2 separate regions of the Mus musculus genome follow, and region 1 is linked to region 2. Evidence: chromatin loops called from intact Hi-C (ENCODE). Cell type or tissue: left cerebral cortex. All regions are shown on one strand. Links, peaks and the distances in the headings refer to the core of each region. The heading gives the core; the rest is flanking DNA.

Region 1 (5,382 bases), core at 168-5,167, 75 kb after region 2:
TTTCTGTGGTATGCTCCCCGTCCCATAAGTCGTCTGATTTTAATCATAGGCATGCCTGAGTATGCATAGGTGTATGTGTAGGTATATGTGTAGGTATATGCACAGATATATGCATAGGTATCGGATGGTAATTAGGAGATTCTCCCCTAAAAGTTCACTCGAGGACACAATTTTGCTTAATTGTGAATGAACCCAAAACCAGTTCAGACCAGATCTGTATCTCCATACTTTGTACCCAGATACATTGGAAATGTATTTGAATAAAAACTGCCTTTCGTGATCGAAGTGCAGAAAATAATGGGACCCTAAATCATGAATCCACTCCCAAGGCTCGGGGACCATCACTGAAGATGGAGGAGAAAGACTGTAAGAGTCAGAAGTTTGAGAGAACAAGCGCAGACCACTGTCCTCTGGACATGACAGGACCTCTGTCTGCACTCATGAACTTATGTGGTTATCCACCCAAAGCCCACACAGGACCAAACCAGTCAACATAGCAAGGAAGCAGAAGGGCTCATGAGCTCCCACCACTCATCAAGAAACTATCAACACCTGGTAGCATCTAGGGGAAGAAAGGTAGTTTTACTTAAGAGTCTGGAGCCATGCGCAGTTGACCATGTGACAGCCCCTAGAGCAGAGGTTCTCACCTACCTAATGCTGTGACCCTTTAATACAGTTCCTCGTGTTTTGCAGACCCCTAACCATTCTGTTGCTGCTTCATAGCTGTAATTTTGCTACTGTTATGGGTGTTAATGTAATTATCAGCACTTTCCAATGGCCTTAGGTGATCCTGTGAAAGGGTCCTTTGACCTCCAAGGGGTCGAGACCCACAGGTTGAGAAACATTGATCTAGGGCCCCCACATAGGGGATGAATATTATCAAAATATATTGTGTGAAAGTGCTAAAGAATTGATTTTAAAAATGTTTCTGAAAGTTGTCCTCTGGCTTCTGCATAGGTGCCATGCCCTTTTCCCCAACACATGCCATCACTGCCATCCACATACAAAGAAATGAAATGTAATTATAAGTTTTTAGAATGAAACAGGAACTATAGATCAACAGCAGAGTGTGTGTCTAGCATACTCAAGTCCCTGGATTCAATCTTTAGATGGGGCGGTGAAGGGAGAGAGAGAAAGAGGGAGGAAGGGTGGCGAGGGAGGAAGGGTGGCAAGGAAGAAAGGAGGGAGGGAGAGAGAGCACCACATATACATAGACACAGACACAGAAAGGAAGAAAGAAAATGAAAGGCCAGTTTTTGCTGTTGTCTTCAAAATCAAGCAAAAACAAACAAAATACCTCAAAGTGAAGATTATTACCTTATTATCCTTAATATAAGGATAAATAGATTGTTTTATACCAGTAAAAGATGAGTCAGCTCTTAAGGGTAAAAAATCTAAAATATTAATAAACCAATAACAGACCCTCAGTGCATACACAGTTTTTTAAAAATCCTGTGAGATATGTGCTAAGAAATGGGCCCATCCACAGTTACAGCCAGAGATGAAATATTCTAGTATCAATAACCCAGAACTCTAGATCTTGGATCCCCCACTCCCTCTAGAACTATAAACTGAAGCAAACCTCTTTTCTTTCTATGTAGGTGTCCTATGTAGCAGCAGAGCATTAACAAACCCCCCACTAATATTGACCAAACAGGAATTTAAAATTGCCAGACACGGTGGCACACACACCTTTAATCCCAGCACTTGAAAGCCAGGTGGCTCTCTCTGAGTTCAAAGCCAGCTTGGTTTACATAGCAAATTCCAGGCCAACCAGAGCGACATTGTGAGACCCTATCTCAAAATAAAAAAAAATAATAAAAATAAATAAAATAAAAACACACATGGCGAAGAGGAAATGGAAAGGCATTATCAGAGGCTGAAGTTCCTGTCATTCACAGCGGGGAGTTAACAGACAGTGAGGCAGTTCCACCAGGAAACTGACGTCAGCGATGCCTGCACAGGCATTACAACCGCAAGGCTAATCACCCAAGGAACTGAAAAGGACCTCTGAACAAGAAAAAATGTCCCCTTTACTACTTGATGGTATTTTGGTTGTGAGCCTAGCCTTTAACGGCTGAGCCATCTCTCCAGCCCTATTTGATGGTATTTTGTACTTTCCGAATTCTTTAGCCAAACATATGTATTGCTTTTAAAAATAAATGCCCCTTGTTTGGTTTTATCATTTTCCTGTTGCTTAATTTTAGATTTAAGACACATGGGGAAAGTTTAATATGTCTATTTTTAAAAGTTTTATGGTCTGTACATTTATCCTTTCCAGACAAAGCTCTGCCACTTCACAGTCTGACTCTACACGGCGTTTTCCAAAGAAACACTAAACCACATCCAAAAATAACAGAAAGGCAATTTAAATCTTCATCTCCGTACCACGGAAACATCAAAGGAGGATTCATTTCGTTAGACAGAACAAAATTGCTTAAAATCCCCTCTCCGACTGTCTCTCAATACCTCACGCCATATGGGAGATGATCAATCTTTCCCCTACTCCTTGTTGGGGAAAGCCAGTATGATGTGATAGTCCTTCCAAGGGAAAGTCTAACTTGAAATTTAAAAACCTACCCTAAATGCCTGAGATTTATCCTGCTGGTTTTGAGATCTCTAGCAAAACCCTTGTTTCCTGCTCTGGACATCCTAAAGTAGGTTTTATTCGTCTTTTCGTTCTCAGAACTAAGTGCCCCCGCCTCCGTAGTAGAGCTACACTGATAGCGGTGTCTCTCATACCAAATGCACACTGAAACTGTGAGTTTGGAATATTTGAATTTGGAACATTTGGAATACAGCTTTTATGGGAATGGGAGTGGGCGTGGGTGAAAAGGAAGGAAACGAATGTTTACTGAGTATCTACCGCGGGGCAGACTCAATGCCTGTGTGGTGTGACGTGTCTCTTGGTGTTCTGTTCTGGCTCAGTAATTCCCAAGTGGAGCATGAAAGGTACACACGGAGAAGTACAGAAAGTTCAAATGAGCCCCCGTGGAGCTCCGATGCTCTCCACTGTATGTGCGAACACACACACTATAAAACCTTCCTCTACCCTTAGCGCACATAAAAGGGAGACACGAGACGCTTTGCCAAGAAGGCTGCATCTGCAACCCTGCTTGGACTATAAACGTTAAAGATGAGAAAGGAAGATAAATAACTTCATGGAAACTCTGGGGTGGGTGTGCAGATGGCTCTGTGTAAACATGTGTATGCTACACGTGTATTTATAACAAATACAGATTCAAAGATGCCCACTAGATGGCAAACCCACATCTCAAATGTTAGTGTTGACTGAGATTTCCCCCTTCTGGAGGTCTGGGGAATTTTAAGAACTCAAGCCAAATTCCTGAAAGGCCGAAATATTGTATATAGTTTAAGACTACACAAATAAACTCTGGGATGGTGATCTTACAGATAATTTCTAGGAATACAGGGTAAAATTACATCACCTCTTAACTCTACAGCTACTCATGGACATGCAAACAGGCAGTATTAATATAGATGGATTCCCTCAGCAAACCATCTATGATTGTGGGACTAAAGCAAGTGACGAGAGGTAAAGATGAGATTCCAAGCAGCCTCTCTCCTGGGCTGAGATACTGAGCCAGGGTGTGCTTCCTGCCTCCTGTCTCACTGAGGCAAGTGGGGAGGAGCTATGAAGAAGCTACTATTGCCCCACACCTTCTTGCCTTCCTCCTCACCACCCAGGTTTAGCTGACCCCGCGCTACAGGACCTAGTCTGGACTCAACTCTGTAACACATTATCGAATCCTATCTAGTTCCTCCCTCCACACAAGCAAGATTTGCCAGCAGTCTCGCCCATATCCTGTACAGACTTGAGCAAACCCTGGTCTCATACGCCCCTGAGTATATCTTTAGAATTCTTGCCTTGCAACCAAGGGGAGTGTGTTAACCACGTGGAGGTTCACTGAGCTAGTTAAAGCATATCAAAACATAAAGGTTGCGAGTGTGTGTCTTTTAATTCGAGAATCCAGAGAACTCTGGTGGGTAGCGAGAAGCGTGACCACCACCACCACCACCGGGAGCTCAGTGCGGTTTAATAATTTACTGCTACGCACCAGACACTCTGACTTTGGGACTTTGGTACATCCAGCTTGCCATCAATCTCACAGTATGCTGCACATCCCACCAGTGGAGGGATGATGCTGTCTTCCAAACTCCACATGTCCACATCAATCCCAAGGTAGACATAGGGAATGCGCTCCACTGTGTTTGTCAGTGTTCTGTTGCTGTGACAAACATCGGAGAAAGTTATCTTAAAGAAAGGTGTGTCCCGTCCACCCAAATTATAGAGGCGTAAGTTCATGGTCTGCCGGCTTCGCTGAATGTATGCTGAGGTAAGACAGGGACGTCATGGTGGAAGGGTACGATTAAAGTCAAGCTGCTCACTTTATTCCAAGCAGATTGGGGAGTGGGCAAGCCTGGGGCAGGGATGACTTTCAAAGGCTTGCTTCTAGTAGTCATTTTCCAGATAGGCCTCACCACTAATCACGTGTTTAACAATGGATTCACCAAGTAATGGTGAACACCAATGAACAATGGATTGATGAAGTTACAAGCCTGCTGATCCAATCACCTCTCAGTAGTGTCACCAGCCAGTGACACTTCTTCTCTACATAAGAACCTTCACTATATAAGCCTTATATATGTATAAACCGTAATGGTCTGTGAATGTATTGACAGGCCAGTCCAATCAATGAATAAATACGAAATACAAATACATTTCACAGACTTCCAAAAATCTGTGTTCAGGCCCTGAGATAGAGGAAGAAGATAACTCACCAAATCTGTCACGGAGAAGTGGAAGCCTATGGTGACTCAGGGAGTCAGAAGGAGGCACTGGGCTGTTCCAGGGGCTCTGCAGAGCCTCCCTTTCTCTGGTTCCCAAACAAACACCTTGGTGTCCTTCAAAATGTGATAGTTCCCTTTGTTGCAGGTACCCGCAGTCACTGACGTCTTAAAAATACTAGATAGGAATGTGCAATATTATTGTTACAAAAATGTTCTATTCTAGAATGTATTTGGTGTTATCTTACCGTTCCTAATTTATAAACTGAATCTGCACCTGGGTATGCATATACAGAAAACGACATTGTATGAAAGGTTTGATACAGTGTGACAAGTCCTGCAGTTTTAAGTCTCCATTGAGATCTTGAAGCATCTTCCTGTGGATTAAAGGGGAGCACAGTATGTGAAACGGTCCTTGACTTCCCACAGCCCACTGTCTCCTACAACCACAGGGACCTCTGTCTATTTACAGAAGTCCTCCTTGACCACCCTGGAGCTGCTTGCTAAGACGAATGTTTGTGTACAGTTGTTTAGCTATCATCCCAGCTGCAGCTATAGATACTGCCTGGAGAC
Region 2 (5,382 bases), core at 211-5,210:
GAGGGGACCTTCTCCTAAGAACCAAATGGGGGGAGGGAGAGTGCAGGAACGACATGGAAGCATTTTGAGTAGCATCAAGGTGTCTCTGTATTCAGCAAGGCTCAAGACTTAAATGCACAAGCAAAGGAGGAAGTACTTATCAGCAGGAGGGATGGGGCATCGGAAATGCACAAGCAAAAGAGGAAGTACTTCTCAGCAGGAGGGATGGGGCAGCAGAAATTTTTCTTTTGGCAACTACACGGGGAAGCATGAACTTGGTGGTATCAGGGTACATCTTGTGGTCAGGACATCTGGTGCTGACTTAGGGCTGGAACATTCTGTGGTTATTCTCGGAACAGTGTGTTGGTGGCCCGCTTTTGACCCCATTTTCTTCTTGGGGGGAGAGGCCCAATTCGGAGATCAAGACAACAGAGTTGTCTTAATAGCTCCCAACAATTAAATGCTTTCTTTTATAAGTTGTCTTCATTGGGGTGTTTTGTCTTGACAATATAAGCAATTGAAAACTAATTAAGACAGTTACTACTGAAAGCCTATGACTGACCAAAGAAATAGAATTTAAAAATGCTTATTAAATGCCTTTTTTTAGCTTAAGATACTACCTAAAACTGCAGAGAAATGGGAATTTTCTTACTCTGTTCTAAGAAACAGTCTTTCCACAATATCTCTGCAATGCTCACGAATCAGAACACCTTAAATATAGCCATTAGCCACAAATTGAAATTTTAAGAATTTTTTTTTTTACCAAAGAAATAATGAGTATTTAAAATCTTATGGACATGTATACTTTCTGCATCGTTATCATAATTATAAAAATTTTAACAATCTTGTATCCTGGGTCTCTCAGAGACCAGTCCACACAGGAGAGCGTGTGGGCCGCAGACAAAACAGAGCTTCTTGGACAGGGTCCCTTCGGGCCTTCATCCTCAGTCAGGAGATGGAGATGAGACCCAGACCTCTGGGCATATTCCCTGCCAGAGAAGAGCTTGCCTGTAGAGAGTGCTATGACCACTGGGACTCAGGAGAGAGTTGGACTCCCAGGAGTGCTGACAGAGGCTAACAAAATCACAGGAGGAACAAGCTCCAGCCAGAGACAGCTAGGACACCTAACACCAAAGATTACCAGATGGCAAAAGGCAAACATAAGAATCTTACTAACAAAAACCAAGACCACTCAGCATCATCAGAACCTAGCACTCCCAGAACAGCGAATCCTGGATACCCCAATACACCCGAAAAGAAAGATTCAGATTTAAAATCATATCTCATGATGCTGGTAGAGGATTTTAAGAAGGGCCTTAATAACTCACTTAAAGAAATACAGGAGAATACTGTTAAACAGGTAAAAGTCCTTAAAGAGGAAACACAAAAATCCCTTAAAGAATTACAGGAAAACACAACCAAACAGGTGATGGAATTGAACAAAACCATCCAATATCTAAAAATGAGAGTATAAACAATAGAGAAAACCCAAAGGGAGACAATTCTGGAGATAGAAATCCTAGGAAAGAAATCAGGAACCATAGATGCGAGCATCAGCAACAGAATACAAGAGATGGAAGAGAGAATCTCAGGTGCAGAAAATTCCATAGAGAACATGGGCACAACAATCAAAGAAAATGCAAAATGCAAAAAGATCCTAACTCAAAACATCCAGGAAATCCAGGACACAATGAGAAGACCAAACCTAAGGATAATAGGTATAAATGAGAATGAAGGTTTTTTTCAACTTAAAGGGCCAGTAAATATCTTCAACAAAATTATAGAAGAAAACTTCCCTAACCTAAAGAAGATCCAGCAATACCTCTCGGGCATATACCCAGAAGATGTTCCAACTGGTAAGAAGGACACATGCTCCACTATGTTCATAGCAGCCTTATTTATAATAGCCAGAAGCTGGAAAGAACCCAGATGCCCCTCAACAGAGGAGTGGATACAGAAAATATGGTACATTTACACAATGGAGTACTACTCAGCTATTAAAAACAATGAATTTATGAAATTCTTAGGCAAATAGATGGATCTGAAGGATATCATCCTGAGTGAGGTAACCCAATCACGAAGGAACTCTCACAATATGTACTCACTGATAAGTGGATATTAGCCGAGAAACTTAGAATACCCAAGATACAATTTGCAAAACACATGAAACTCAAGAAGACGGAAGACCAAAATATGGATACTTCATTCCTTCATAGAATGGGGAACAAAATACCCATGGAAGGAGTTACAGAGACAAAATTCAGAGCTGAGACAGACGGAAGGACCATCCAGACACTGCCCCACCCATCCCATAAACATCCACCCATCCCATAAACAACCACCAAACCCAGACACTATTCCATATGCCAGCAAGATCTTAGCTATCTCTTGTGAGTCTATGCCAGTGCCTGGCAAATACAGAAGTGGATGCTCACAGTCATCTATTGGATGGAACACAGGACCCCCAATGAAAGAGCTAGAGGAAGTACCCAAGGAGCTAAAGGGGTCTGAAACCCTATAGGAGGAACAACAATATGAACTAACCAGTACCTCTCCCCCCAGAGCTTTTGTCTCTAGTTGCATATGTAGCAGAGGATGGCCTAGTCAGCCATCAATGGGAGGAGATGCCCTTGGTCTTGCGAAGATTATATGCCCTAGTACAGAGGAATTCCAGGGCCAGGAAGCAGGAGTGGGTGGGTTTGGGAGTAGGGCGGGGGTGGGGGTGGTAATAGGGGACTTTCGGAGAGGAAACTAGAAAAGGGGATAGCATTTGAAATGTAAATGAAGAAAATATCTAATAAAAAAATTTTAACAACCTGAATTTTCAACCAGGAAGACTATTTCAAATTCATAGAACAGAATACAATACGTCCATTACAATTACATTGCAAACCAGCAGGCATCTCTCCTTGTTTCATGTGCTTGTTCATGTGTGTGGGTGTGTGCACAAGCGCATGAAGGTGCACATGCATGCAGAGTCCAATTTTTGAGACAAGGTCTCTCATTTAAACCAGAGCTCACTGGTTGGATGCAGACTGGCTGCCCAATGAGCTCCAGGGTCTGCCTGCCTCTGTCCCCGAGCACTGATCTGAGTTACAGACATTTGCTGCCACACTTGGCTTTTTATGTGGGTGCTGGGGATCCTAAACTTCAGTCCTCTGCAAGCATGAAAGGCAGTTTAGCAACTGAGCCTTCTCCTCAGCCCCATTTGGGCCATTTCTATGTGAAAATACCTGGTGTCAGAGACAAAGTGTGACACCAGTCCCGCGGCGGGCAGTGCAAAGAAAGGAACTTGTGTGTGCTTGATTCGTGCTGGAACTGTCTCTAATGTGGAGCCATCTCTCACTAGACCTTGAAGGAATTCTGCTACAGCAAAATGGTCTTGTTTTCCACTGAGTAGGAGGTGAACAGAAATGGGGGCGATAATTATCTTATCATAGCCACACGTCAGTTTGGTTGTCAGTCTAACATTACGAATGTTAAAAGCAGAAAATAATTTAGAGCAACACTTACAGAGATGCAAACTTCACATAACTGGTGCTTCGGCCACACGCGTTCTGCTTTCTTCCCAAGCATGACTTATGCAGCAACCATGTTTTTCCAAGACCGAAGGGAAGGCATTCACCCTAAACCTCCCAAACAAGAAAATTAATTTCTCATCCAGTGCCACTCTGGTTTGCTTGCATGAGGCAGTGTGTGCAAGGAACAAAACACAAAAAGCAATGTCAGGCTTTTTTTCTATTTTTTATCTTCAGGTGTGTGTGTGTGTGTGTGTGTGTGTGTGTGTGTGTGTGCTGTATGTGTGTTGTGTGTGGGGTGTGTGATATGAAAATGGGGACCATGAGAGTGGAAGAAGAGCTCTTAATGGAAGAAGAAAGGGAAGGGATGATGGGTTCAGATGACATGGCAGCAGAAAGGGCACTCCTCGTGGGCAGGAGGGAATCCATAAGAGGCAAAATAGGGCAGTACCACACAGGGGATTGAGAAGAACAAGGTAAATGCCACATTGAAATCCATTTATTGGTTAACTTTTAAAAATCTTCAAGGAAACGTCTAGAATCCACCTCCTACCTAGAGACCGAGAGTTGCTTTACCTGTTTGCATTTCTATCCAGGAAGTTATGGGAGTGAGGCCCCTCCTGACGGAACTGCGCCTTTAAGATTCGCACTTGAGAGACACTCTGAGGCGTGGGTCTTCTGACAAGATGCGTCAGGCTAACGAGGAAACAACAAAACAAAACAACAGAAAAAAAAATGGGAGAAGCACAGAGTTGAATGTAATTCAGGAAACTAGAGTAGAGTTGTGAGAAGGGTGGATGGCTCAGTCCACTGTGTCACTGCTGCTGTGTGACAGTAAATGTAGGCAAAGGGACAACTCCTGACTTTGGTCAGATAGAGGCTGTTTGTCCCTTGGCTGTACAGAGCGATGAGAATGAAGGCAAGAACAAATTTGGCTGAAAATGTGTAACAGTTAGTCCATCGAGGCAAGCAAGTTGCTTAGAACATGAGTAAGTCTAAGGCTAGAGGTGTGACTCAGCCATTAAAGGCGAGGCTCACAGCCAAAGGTAGAAGAAAAAGTATACTCCTCCCAGAAGCAGAAAAGATAAGATGTTTTCCCATACGACCTCTTAGACACAAGCTATATGGTTGTATAGAGCATCTTCAGTCGTGCGTCTCAATAAACCAAGTTTCAGAACACGCCCCTTAATATTGGACATCAGAGGTATTGTGAAGGATTTCACTCACTGGAAGGAAAACTGGGCTCTGTGATTAGTTAATTAGAACTTGGTTAGTCCACATAAAGTTCCATATCAGAGCCATCGATGAGGATTAAATGGTCCATAATCCCTTCTAAAGTAAAGATCTGTTTGCATGGAGCTGTCTCTTTTACGGGAAATGTCTAGGGGAGCTGGTAGAAGCCGTGTTGATATTACTATCTATCACCTAAGCACGTGAACTGAGTTAACTAAATTTATCTGAATTTATCATCATCTCTCAGAGCTGAAGGGACTATAGGTATGTCTACTAACTTTTGGTTTGTTTTTTTTTCCCCACTAACTTATATATTCACATGACATCCTCATCACAGCCCCCCACTTCCTCCTTAGTTCCCGCCTCAAATTGCTAAATAGAAAAAACAATGTCTATTGAAACTCAAGCCCTGTTAAGTTTATTCATTTCAAGAAAGTTTTCACCAAAACTCAAGACTCACTAAAGAAAGTGATTTTTCCAGGGGTTTTTAGACACTGTGTGGGACCAGGCATACTTCAAACACAGAGTGGAAAGTTAAGGATGCCGGGTTTGGTCAGGCAGAGAGGGCAGACTTATAACTTATAAGGGCTACAGACGATGGATTTGGCTTCAGAATGGAGTCGGGATGAAATCACAGGGCACAAACTGGCTG

What was found. Hi-C counts contacts between places; a loop is a spot of excess contacts. Peaks named below come from ENCODE experiments on the same cell type or tissue, not always from the same donor. Only the 100,000 strongest peaks of a DNase experiment are listed, where the experiment ranks them.
Region 1: a loop joins it to region 2, with 2.1 times the contacts of the local background. A loop is called at or near these places in 14 of 42 quality-filtered maps.

Annotation. Positions count from the first base shown.
Region 1 is chr16:38,727,671-38,733,052 of GRCm38, reverse strand. No RefSeq gene overlaps it. Among named protein-coding and RNA genes, the nearest start is that of B4galt4, 12 kb to the left of the region's middle. In left cerebral cortex, for the core only: a CTCF peak has its summit at 3,280; DNase peaks (open chromatin) are centred at 1,951, 2,868, 3,233 and 3,865; H3K4me3 peaks cover 605 bases; H3K27ac peaks cover 803 bases.
Region 2 is chr16:38,802,742-38,808,123 of GRCm38, reverse strand. No RefSeq gene overlaps it. Among named protein-coding and RNA genes, the nearest start is that of Upk1b, 5.2 kb to the right of the region's middle. In left cerebral cortex, for the core only: no CTCF peak of the experiment used is centred there; no DNase peak of the experiment used is centred there.